2 separate regions of the Homo sapiens genome follow, and region 2 is linked to region 1. Evidence: chromatin loops called from intact Hi-C (ENCODE). Cell type or tissue: OCI-LY7. All regions are shown on one strand. Each heading gives the region's core, and the rest is flanking DNA. Links, peaks and the distances in the headings are about the cores only.

Evidence for each region. Peaks named below come from ENCODE experiments on the same cell type or tissue, not always from the same donor. Only the 100,000 strongest peaks of a DNase experiment are listed, where the experiment ranks them.
Region 2: it touches region 1 in a loop (3-fold over the local background); 1 of 110 quality-filtered maps calls a loop at or near these places.

What each region holds. Positions count from the first base shown.
Region 1 is chr1:115,348,027-115,354,118 of GRCh38, forward strand. The region is part of intron 1 of NGF-AS1 (NGF antisense RNA 1); the gene reads left to right. Among named protein-coding and RNA genes, the nearest start is that of NGF, 13 kb to the left of the region's middle. In OCI-LY7, for the core only: no CTCF peak of the experiment used is centred there; a DNase peak (open chromatin) is centred at 3,305.
Region 2 is chr1:115,272,505-115,278,596 of GRCh38, forward strand. No RefSeq gene overlaps it. Among named protein-coding and RNA genes, the nearest start is that of NGF-AS1, 7.5 kb to the right of the region's middle. In OCI-LY7, for the core only: CTCF peaks have their summits at 2,901 (motif pointing right) and 3,102; a DNase peak (open chromatin) is centred at 2,917.

The sequences.
Region 1 (6,092 bases), core at 503-5,502:
TAAGAAGGAAGTGCATTAGGGGAAGGCATTTTCCTGACAGACAGGCTTCTCTGGTCCCACCAAGCAAGCGTATGCCCTGTACTGCCTACAATGGCAACATCTCCAGCAATGAACTCAAGTCCCAGGGAGCAAGTGAGACCTGGGGTTTTCTGCTGTCACAGGACGACTGTGAATAACTTGAATTATATGTATATATATATTGACTATGAAGCTGAATTATATATTTTGCCAAAAATTTTTCTTCATTGTCTTTTTAAAAAATAGCATGTCCTTGTACCACATAGCCTAAAGAATGTAGCTGGAGTTTGATAGAAGGCTTTAAAGGGACAGAGTTGGGCCTGTGGCCGTTGAGGTTTCTTTATCTTACATGTGAGTCCAGCCTGCCTCAGCTACTTCCTACCTTTATGACCCTGGGCAAGTTACTTAACCTCTCTGAGCACCGAATTCCTCAGAGGTGGAAGAACCCTGCTAAGGATGCGGATGGAGAGCTTTAACCATGACAGTGCAGATAAGGGACTTTGGAATGTTTCTTGGCATATGGTGAGTGCTCAGTCAGGGGGTCCTTTGATTCCACAGACACATTTCCTTCTGCTCAGACCAAGCTAGGGGCAATGAGGGGGAGAAGCAGACTTCGCCAACTTGACAGTTTTGCAGGGGGCCCACCCTGGTTTGGAAAGGGTAACCACTTAGAAGCTGCAGAATCTAGAAACACATTTCAACCTCACCATTTACCCTCAAGTTCTGGACCCAGAGCCAGAAACCAAGCTGGTTGGAGCAACAAGTTCATTTTTGAAAAAAGAAAAACATTTTGTGGTGAGGGAAAAAATGCTTGCACAAGAAGCCCGAGGAGAAAAGCTCTTATGTGTGATGTAGTTCCACTGGACAGAGATGAAATAAATGGCTGCTTTGCCACCAACGCCACAGGGTGGGGCAAAGGCTTGATTTAAACTCTGCATCTGATGTGTACTTTGGTGCAGATAAATCCCAATTCAGTTGTATGGTATCGATGCTAATATCACACTGTCAGACCTGATTGACTTGATTAAAGTGACAAGGAGGCCTCCTCAGTCTCCCTTGGAAATAAGTAAGTCTATGTTATGGCAGGAGCAACTGGAGGTGAAGAACTCCTATCCTGGAAATGGAACCTAGAAACTATAGGCCCCTGACAAAAAGCTGCAGAAATGGAAGAAGGAAAATAATAAAATCTAAAGCATCTATAGGATAAAACCACCATTCCCACTTGGAATCCTGTATTAGTTCAAGGGATAACCACAGTTCCTTTGTTACGTTGGAATTTTGTCATTTCAAATACTGAGCCCTTCGGCATAGAGTATTCAGCCTTTCTTTTTTGTCTCTGATCAGCAGAGCTGAATTCAGTATAGTACTTGGAAGAATTTGTCTTCAAATATAGTCATTAAATTGAATTGAGTAAAATTATTCCAAGAAATGGGCTATTATTTGGGATCATTCATTGTAGAGAAATATTTGTTGTGATGGGACTTAAACCACGTTCTTTAATAACAGCTGGGATCTGTTAAGGTGGAATAAAGGTATATATGGAGGTAAAACTAAAGAAAGCGCATATGGCATTGTCATTAATGGAATTTAGAATGCAGTTAATATATGAAACAGGTCGCGTGTCCAGGAACAGCACACAATGTCACACTGTTCCAACTGCAGCTTTAGTGATCTTTCCACCACACTCCTTGCACATATGGAGGGAAAGACAAAATTGGTTTGTATTGGAAGAAAGGGAGGTTTACCCTGCACATCAAGTGCAGTATTTGCAGATCTCTCAATAGAGAAATGAGGCACAGAGCATGTCTTTTTATGGGGACATTTCTTTTCCAATGAAAACAAGTTCATTGGAAACACCCTGTCTTAGTTAACATTTTTATAGGCTCTGATATACTTTTTGGCACTTTTATGTAATGCAGATATTCGTTTAAACTTCAGAAAGAAAAGTTAACACAATTTCAGTTTATTCTACACATTTTTCCAATACTAGGGCCTGGTAAACATTATAAGCTGTCCCTCCAGCTGCTGATGGCTCTGAGGATTGCTATTTGGCCTCTAACAATGTGACTCTCTTTTGTAGCATTTTCCTCTTCAGGTTATTCTTTGCCTTCTTCTTAGAAGAAGAGATTCAGGTCTAAACTCCTTGTTGCCTCTCACCACTCTGTCATCCCTGGGAAATCTCCAATCACTGACTATAAAAAGGTGGTTTGGCTTCCCTAGACCTCAGAGCAGGTCTACAACAATAGTCACTAAAAATGGGCATTGTCCAAGGTTTGCAAAAAGCCAGAGAAGGGTTCCAATGTTAATGGTTTCAAATAGCTGTTTTAAAAGGTAAAACTAATAATAAAAACATAATAAAAATTATAGTCAGGCATCTCGCAAATTTAAAGTATGTCATAGAAGTGCATAATACAAATGATTCTAGTTAGTGTGCTAAGATACATTGTGCTAGGATACGAAGAGATGTGTTGGCACTGTCTGTTTCTAGCTGTGCCCGACCCATGCGGAGCAGCTCAAAGAATGCTTTGCAAGAAGAATGGCACAAAGCTGGCAGGGCAAGAAGACACCAAACAAGACAAAGTGAAGAAGGGACCTGAATGTGTTCCATGCTTTGTAGGTGTCAAACACACACACACATACACACACACACACACACACACACACAGAGCAGGATGTATTTTTTTAGTTTCTTTTAATACTTTTTCTTCTCAGGTTTGGTATTTGGATCAGGACCAGTGAAGTCAAGGTTAGTGTGATGGAAGTAATTGCAACCTTAAGGGAAGATATTTGCTAAGGCCTGCTCAGGATGGGTCTATACAAAACAGTGAAGGAGGTAACACTCCTTTTAAATGTCTCTCCTCTCCTCCCTGCATCCCCTCCAAGGCCTATGCACACCTAGGAACATCCCCTGTCCAGGCTGGACATGAGGCGGGAGGTAAAGCACTGCACTAGCAGTCAGGAATCTTTGGATATCAACTCGACCCATTTTCATGTCAACTCGACCCATTTTCATGTCAACTCGACTCATTTTCTACTTGAACCTGGGAAAGATCATTTATCTCCCTGGACCCCAGTTTCTTCAGATAAAATGAGTGGCTTGGACTATATGATTTCAAGGGTTTCTTTGAATTGAAAGTTGCTAAAATAAATTGATCCACAATAAGGCAACCTCTATCATAAGTCTGTTCATTTTGACATAAACTGCCTGTAAAGGGCAATGCTTATTCGAGAGGAATAACTCCTTTGCTTGCCAAATAAGGAACAGGGTTTGCGGTTTGCTTTTTAAGGTGTGTGTGTGTGTGTGTGTGTGCGTGTATGTGTGTGCGTGTGTGTGTGTGTGTAGCAGGTGGTTTGGAGGCTCAAGAGCATTTTTATCCTTCTCGTTGTCCACACTGAAAATCTTGAGGTTATCTTTGACTTTTCTTTTTCCACCTAATATCTGATTCATTTGCAAATCCTAGTGGTTCCACTAGAATATCTAGAACATGATTACCTCTCATTGCCTCCCATGTTACTATGATCCAATAGACCATCATCTTCATCTCTCACCTGGATTATAGCAATACTCTCTTAACTGCTCTCTCTGCATCCAACTTTGTCTCCTTTCAGTCTATTCTGAACACCAGTTCCAGCCAGATTGACCCTGCTAAAACTTATCTTCCCAAAACCTTCCCTTGGTCTCTGCATCAGTCAGTTTGAGCTAGATTATGCTCAGGTGACAAGCAACATCAACATCTCAGTGACTTCACCAAACAAAGTTTATTTCTCATTCAAACCACATGTCCCATGAGGTAGAGCAGAAGGGCTCTGTTCGTCACAGTCCCTTGAGAACTGAGCCTGAAGGAGACTCCTGAAGTCACTGAAAGCAGCAACACTGTCAGCGCATTTCACACAATGGTTCTTAAAGCTTCTGCCTGAAGTGAACACATCTCCTCCACTCTCATTTTGTTGGCTGAGCAAGTCATATGGCCATATATAGCTTCAAAGGGACAAAAACAGGCAATCCTATCGTATGGCCAGAGGGGAAGAATGGAACTGTTTGACTAAAAGCATAATAGCAACCACAGTTTCCCATCTTATTCAAAGGATAGCCCACTTCATCCTCCTCAGGTTCCTCCAGGGTCCTGCATGGTGTGCCCCATTGCCCCCAGCCCCATTACCTGTCTGATCCCACCTCATTCTACCTTCCCTCTCCCTCCACTTTCACTCCTTCAACACTCCAGGCATGCTGCCCTCGGGGCCTTTGCACTTGCTGTCTACTCTAGAATGCCCTTCCCCAAGACACCTGCAGTGCTCTTCTCTAAGTACTCTAGAATGCTCTTCCCCATGACATCTTCCCCAAGATGTTTCCCCAAGACATCCCTCACTTCTTTCAAGTCTTTGCTCAAGTGCATCCTTCATATTGAGGATTTTCCCAGCCACTGTAATTAAAAATACACACCCCACTCTCCCCACCGCACCCCAGCCTCCTTATCCTGCTTCTCTGCCTTATGTTTTTTCTCCTGAATATATCATCATGTAGTACAATGTATAAGCAACTGATTTATTTTGTGGCAGTGTAGTTGTTTGAAAACTGAGCTCTGTATTACTTACAGAAGTTAAATCCATGGCTCCTTCACTTCCTAGCTAGCTCCCTTGAGGAAATTACCTAGCTTCTCTGTGCCCCATTTTCCTTGTCAGTAAAGAGGGTTAGTAATAGCACCTACCTCACAGACTGGTGGTGAAGGTGAAATATGTGAAGCAGGCAGAGCAGGCGCACAGTAATAGCATTTGCTATTCTTATTTGTTGTCTGACTTGCTGCGTTGGGATGTAAGCTCTGTGGGGAAGTAATATTTGTCCTATTTCAGCCCCGAACTCCAGAGCAATGTCTGACACACACTAGGCACAGCAGAAATATTTCTTGCATTAAAGTGTGACTGCTTGAATGACTAGTGCATCCGGCAAGCTGGCTTGCACTCACTGTCCTCTGGCCCCTTAATGACCTTCAAGGTCTCTGGGTCTCAGCATGGGGAGGACTGCAGAGGGGATGGCTCCTCCCGCCCAGCCAGACTGCACATGCTCAGGGTCCCCGAAGCAACTTCCTCCATCACTGAGGGGACTTCCCTAGATGTGATGATGTGTGATGGGTGGCATGGGCTCATGTTATCGGGAAGCATCCTGATGCACTTTGAGTCTGAGTATAAAATGGACCCCAGAGTGCTGATAAAACCTGAGTAGACTCTGGGTCATCAGAAAGTCAGCCCCGATGTGGAGCAGAGTGTACTGCCTTGAACCCCACACTCTGCTCCCATGGTGCCAGGTATGCCTGTTCGTTTTGAAAAATGGCCACTTGCTATTGTCATGATTTGTCTGTCTCCTGTGGGGAGTGCTAAGTGCCCAGCAGTGGTCCCTGGGCCAGGCACATAGTAGTTGCTCAATAAAGGTTTGCTAAATGACTGAGCCAAAGGATTCTTAAACCCCTTTGAGTGGAAGCCAAACTGCACACACTCTCTGGTATATTTGAGGGAATTTTAATCCCTCGAAGTATGGGACGTTGCAAAGAGAGCTATCAGAGTCAAATGTTTTCCTTGTAATTGGACAAATTAACTTAACAGCACGAACTTGAACTACCTTAATGGAGAGCATTTGGATTTCTGGGATGTTGTAGTGCTTTCTGGTCCAATGTATCAGATCTTCACAGGTGGGTCATCAGCCTGAGGGAGCTCAGGGTGAAATCAGCAATTTCCTGGTCTGTCCCATCCAGGGTGCCCAGCAGCTTTCCATGGTGGAACTGGCTTAGGGTTACAAAGCAAAGTGTAGATGCTGAGAGAAAATTCCTGGCAGTGAGGACACTGAGAATGGTTCGTGTTCCTAAATATGTTACATATGGGCAGTTTTTAAGGTGTATAGGGGTGAGAGGAGGCCCGGGGAGAGTATCAGGTACTGTAATTCTTAGTTCTGGACTTGATTCTGTTTGCCAACGTCTGATTCTGTGCAAGGCCCATGGGGAATCCCTTTCCTGTTTGTTGCTTCTCTCAACCTTTGGGCCTTAAGTGAAAAAGGTCCACAGGATGGGAGCCCTCCACAGATGACA
Region 2 (6,092 bases), core at 798-5,797, 75 kb before region 1:
CTTCTCTTTCTGACTTATCCTGACCCCTTGAATCTTCTCCTCTCCTTGATCAGCCTGGCTGATACCATCTACACACCCTGGTGCTTTCTCTAGGGGAGGGTTAGTCAACTGCACAGCAAATTCTCAAATCATAAGTTAATTTTCTCCCTGCTGCCCAGCTGAAGTTAGAACTGCAATGAGTAGTTGTGTGCTCAGAGAATATCAATATCAGCCCATTTTAGCCTAGTCCAAGGAAAGTAATCACAGTTAAAGAAGCAAGAGGTTATGTTTGTGTCTACAGCTTCCTGCAATATGTCTTTTTTGATGTTTTCTGAAGAAACACAGAAGCACTTTCTCTGCTTTATCTTTTCCAGGTTACCTATAATGCCACTCTATTCCCTAAGGGTAATAACCTAAAGTATAATTTCCTAAAATATAACTGGCAGACATTCCTCCACCCCTACACCCCTTAGCAACTACTAACACTGTATAGAACTAGCATTCTGTAGAACACAATTAAGAAAAAACTGAGCTAACCCCAGCCATCTTTTCCAGAGACTCTGGATTGTAATTAAGGTTTAGATATTCTTCCAAACAAATCAAGGTAGCACTGTGTGTATACTGCCAAATGTAGATGAACCAACCAGTTATTGATGTCAAGTTGAGTTAAAATTCTCTTCAGGTCTTCATGATTAGAAATTATCTTTTACATGGTTGCCTGAATAGTCTTTCTAAAATGCAAACTGGAGCTTCACCATTTGCCTAGCCAATAAAATCTAAATTGTAGAAAACAGAGTTCAATGCCTATCATGAGTGAATCCTACCTGTTCTTCCAGCCTCATCTCTCTCTGGACTCCTAAGGCCACCTCGGACTCTATTCAAGCTACCTTCTTTCAGCTACTGACTACTCCACATTTTTCTTTGTCTCCAGGACTTTGCAAATGTTGTCTCCTCTGCCTGGGCCTTCCTCTTGCACTGGTAGTACGCTCCCACTCATTCTCCAAGTCTCAGCTCAAATACCCCTACACAAAAGGCCTTCCTCTCCTCCATACACAGAATTAAGAGCTTTCTCTCACCTCATGTTACCATTTGTTTACATTTGCGTCTAGTCATCACTCATTAATTGTGTCCTGGGCACCTACTGTTTTGTCACTTGTTGGTGAGCCTTCTGAGGGCAAATACTCTGTTTCATTAATATTTTTTATCTCCAATGTCTAGTACATAGACAGAACTTAATACATATTTGCTGAAAGAATGGGTGATTAGACAAACGAACAATAAAAGTAGAGGGTGCTACTGCTTGGTTACAGATAAGTAGCTGGTATTGAATAATTCTGGAACGGAGAAAAATAGGCTTCAGTTTGCATGGTCACCAGCTGATATTTCTCACCTACAAGAAAAAAACATTGCACAAATAAAAAGTATTGCTGAATGATGTGATTTTAAAAACATAAATGAAACTATTCACAGGAAGATATTAGGGAGGCACCTAGTGTCTCTTCATGAAGGAATCTGTTTTTCCCCTACTCTACCATCTTCTCTAGCACCCATTGTTTCTCCCTCTTTGACTTCTTCCTATGCTTTTAAGTATGTCCAAACATTCCCTGTTAAATAAGAAAAGCAAACAAAAAATCTTCACTCATCCTTGAAATACTATGCCTATGGTCTGTAATGGAATCACTGCTCTATCAGGGTCATAATGTGCACATAATGTATTTTGATTTCCTTGAAGTATTTGACAATGTATTTCATGAAATTCTTGCAGACAGAATGGAAAAGGCAGTTTAAGAATTATGTGACAGTTGGCTGGGTACGGTGGCTCATGCCTGTAATCCCAGCACTTTGGGAGGCCAAGACAGGCTATCACTTGAGACCAGGAGTTCAAGACCAGCCTGGCCAACATGGTGAAACCCCACCTCTACTAAAAATACAAAAATTAGCCAGGTGTGGTGGTGCATGCCTGTAATCACAGCTACTCAGGAGGCTGAGATAGGAGAATCGCTTGAACCTGGAAGGCGGAGGTTGCAGTGATCCGAGATCACACCACTGCAATCCAGCCTCAGTGACAGAGCAAGACTTTGTCTCAAAGGAAAAAAAAGAGTTATGTGACAGTCATGCTCAAAAGGCATGGGTCATGGGTCAGAGTTAATCTGGAGGCAGGTCTTGGTGACAAGCCAAGCAGCTCTCTTCTGTAGCCTTATCTCTCTGTGAGCTTCCTCTCTGCATTCTGTTCTAGCCATGCTGGCCTCTTTTCAGCTTCTGGTACTTCCTGGGCTCCCTTATGTACCAGGTTTCTTTGCAGAAGGCCATTTCTTCTACTTGGAAATTCCTTCACTTCAGTCCCATCCTTAACTAGCTGATCGTGTTCATTTCTCATCTCACACATCACTTTCTCCTCCTCAATAAGGTCAGAGCCCCCTGTCGTGGTGCTCAGGACCCTGTGTGCTTCTTTTGGCTACAACTTCTCTTATTTGTGGGTTATTTTCCTCTTTCACTAGATTATAATTCCCATGTCTGATTTTTCTCTCTAGTGTATTCCCAGAGCCTATGCAGCCCTTGACTTGGATGACCAAGTGAATGAATAATAAATCTGAAGTCCAAGTTAAGCAAATGCAAAGCCTGGAAGTGTGTGGGAGGCTGCCTGGGGTCCAAAGCTGACAGGAGCAAGCAAACAAGGTAAGGAAGTTCATGTTCAGGCAAAATGAGTTTGCAGTGACTTCCTTGGACCAAGGTCTCATGCAATAGTATTTCATTTAGAAGCCCCAGGTTGGCCCAATCCTTCTTAAACTCACAATTATCTGATAGTTGAGAGGATTGATCAATATGTTGGAATACTGGATTGAGATTCAGAAATAATGCAACATCAGTGATCATTTAAGTACTGAACATCTCTTATTAGTCCCATACTCTAACCTCTAGGGGGAGCTCAAGGATTCCCCCCTCCTCACAAAATGCCCCAAATTGAAGTGGTAGAGTTCTTGGTGGGAAGGACAGGCAAATAGACATGGAGCTGGACTGAGCAAACAGTATTTTATTCATCCCCTGTTTTAGATTTGCTTTTTTCCTTTCCTCTTCCTTCCCTGTTGAGTTTGCCATCATATAGGCTTATTCAAATAAGGGCATAAAAGTCCTACAAAAATGCTCTACTCTGAGTTGCCAGGGTGGGAGATGTCATAGGGATTTGGGGCTAATGCTAGAATTAGGAGTAAAGATTGAGCTTCTGCCTGGTACATTCTTTGTGCCTTTATTCCTTAAGCTGTCATCATGATGGGAGGCAAGAGGTAGAAGATAGTGCTACCACATGGATAAGCCAGGCAATGTGCTAGACTTGGGAATGCCATGATGAGCTAGACATAGTTCCTGCCCACAAACACCTTAACTCTCACCATTTAGTCAGCCAGATTTCTGTGTTTAAGCTAAATAATTACTGGCAAGATGCAAGATAGAAGAGTCCTGGTTAAATAATACAGTAGTAAAAAATAAACACAACGCAACAAAACAAAAAACCAAGGGGCTATAATTTACCATCAACTCAAAATGAAAACGTAGTGTGATGTGGCCACCAAAAAAGTTTGTGTAATTTTAGCCTCCATTAATAGAAATATACTCTGTGGATCAAAGGAGTTAATAGTCCCATTGTAATTAGTGTTTGGTCAGTCCACATCTAGAGTATCGTGTTTCCTTCTGGACACCACATTTTAAGAGGAACATGGAGAAATTAGAGTGTGTCCAGAGAAGGCTGGCCATGATGGGAAGGGGCCTGGAAACTCCATCATCCAGGGATAATCGAAGGACTCAGGAATGCTTAGCCTGGGAAATAAAACACTTAGGTGGGGACACAATAGCTATTTTCAAAGATTTGTCACATAGAAAAGGGCATGGGCCAACTCCATGTATTGTTCCAGAAACAGCACTTTGGGTGAAAGGTGGAAATGTTGAGGAAAGATGTTTAGTTCAGCATGAGGAAAAACTCACTGTAGCATCCAGGCTGTCCAACAGTGAGCCAGATGGTCTCCTCTCTTAGCACTTTGCTTTCTGGTCTCCTTTTCTACCTCTCCTTCTCAGAGTTGGAATTTATGATGCATAGGTTGCCTTTCCTTTCTCTAGTCCTTCTTGATTTCCTTAATGGAATGAAGCCATGGAGTTCACTTCTGTGTGAGAGAAAGGTAATGTTGTCAACTAACAATACTCTGGGCACTTTACAGATATGATATTAAACCCTGAGGCAAAAGGTCATCTCCATTTTACAGATAAAGAAACACAGCTTAGGTAACTTGCTCTGGGCCACATAGTTATTAATTAGGGGAGCTAGGATTTGAACCAAGGAATTCTGCTCTTGTACCTTAGTCTCCTAACCTCTCTGCCATACTTACCTCTCCCCCACCAAAATATAAATTCATAAAAATTCAAAAAACAACAAACAGGTGAATTTGTAGTTTGGGCCAATATGGCCTAATGGAGTAGATGGAATAGGATTTTTTTATTTTTATTTTTTTACCCTCAGCCAATAAGGGGCAGAAATAAATACATAGCTTGTGTGGGTGTGTTGAGGGCAGTAGTGCTCACTGTGTTTTCCTGAACCTGCCACTACTTGCCACCTGAACTCTGCAGTTAAAAGAAAATAGCACTGAGATTTACCCCGTGCTCCAGATGGTCTGCATATGTCAATGGGTTGAGCCTGTCTTCCTCAGTGGCACAGCCAGGATTCCAATTTAAATATCACCTTCTTTTTCTGACACTCTCCCCTCATTCCACTGGAATCTGGATATTCCATTTTAATTGTGTTTTTATTGCTTTACATAAGACAAAGCTTTCATAATGAAGAAAAATATTGAAAAGCCTCTTTCTCTTAAAAACCTCTGTGACTCACCAAATACACACAAACCACAGTGAATAAAGCCATGATTAAAGTCTATGTAGAATAAATCTCTCAATGAATAGAGTTTTGCTTTTTGTTACCACGAGTCATCCAAGCCCTTTGATGTATGTTGGGCCCTCTTGCTCATAGACCTCAGTCCTATCATCACTTTCCCCAGCCATGAATCTTATCCTGTGTGATTGCTCAATGGGGAAGAAGTCTTGTCTGACAGGAGGCCGAGGGAAGGCTTCCTGGAACATGTGTAGAAAAATCAGGAAAATGACCCAAGTGAAAGGTAAGCACAGAAGAAGAAAATTAGCAGCAAACTGATAGCTTTCCCAGCTGGAATCCCTGCCTGTGCTGAATCCAGAGGCTGCTGGAAAAACTGAGCAAGACTGATTTAGGGGGAGTTTCACCCAGATTTTGGTCTTCTGGCTCTTGCTCTGTGTAGAATCATGTTGTAAAATAAAAGTAAAAAACAAAAAACAAAAAACAAAAAAAAAAACTTCAGTCTCTGAAACAACATATTTTCCAGAGATAAACTTATATTTACCACCTAAGGCTGCATATCTGTGGCACCAGATACCTAAATGTAAACCAGAGAGCTTCACTGGGTGATCTGAATATGCGATTTCTGGTATACACAGACAACATTTACTTTGATTTTATTGCTTAGAGCAACTATTAATTCAGAGAACTTGTTGGCCATCTGTTCTGATAAACTTTTGGTGGTTTGAATTCTTTGCAAAATTTTTTTCCAGCTAAGCTTCTCTTGTGACAATCATAAGCCTCATTTTTATTGTGTTCATGATCTTTTGCTCAAAATAGTGATATTTTTATTTAATGGATAAAAGAGAGATTGTGATTACAGCAACAACTGTTATAGGCTGAGAAAGGAGCCAACTTAAGAAAGAAGGAATAGAACTGGTTGTTATTTTTAAAGGACATTCTTCAAATACGACAAACTGTAAATAAACTGTATATTGCCCTTTGAGAGTAAGAGCCTGAGGTGGAAACTCCACATATGGCCATCAGGAGGCCTGGTTTGGGGTTTTCAAATGCTTCAAATGACTCCTGACATGGTTTGACTACGGAATTCATCTACTTAAAGCTGAAAGAAGACAAACTCTGAAACTGATGGGAGCTACTTGTTTCACACATTGAACTGTGACATTTTTCATTTTTACAACCATTGCTGATTAAGTGTTATGTAAACTCTCCTGGGTGCAGTAAAAACAGCCCCTCTGGGAAGCTT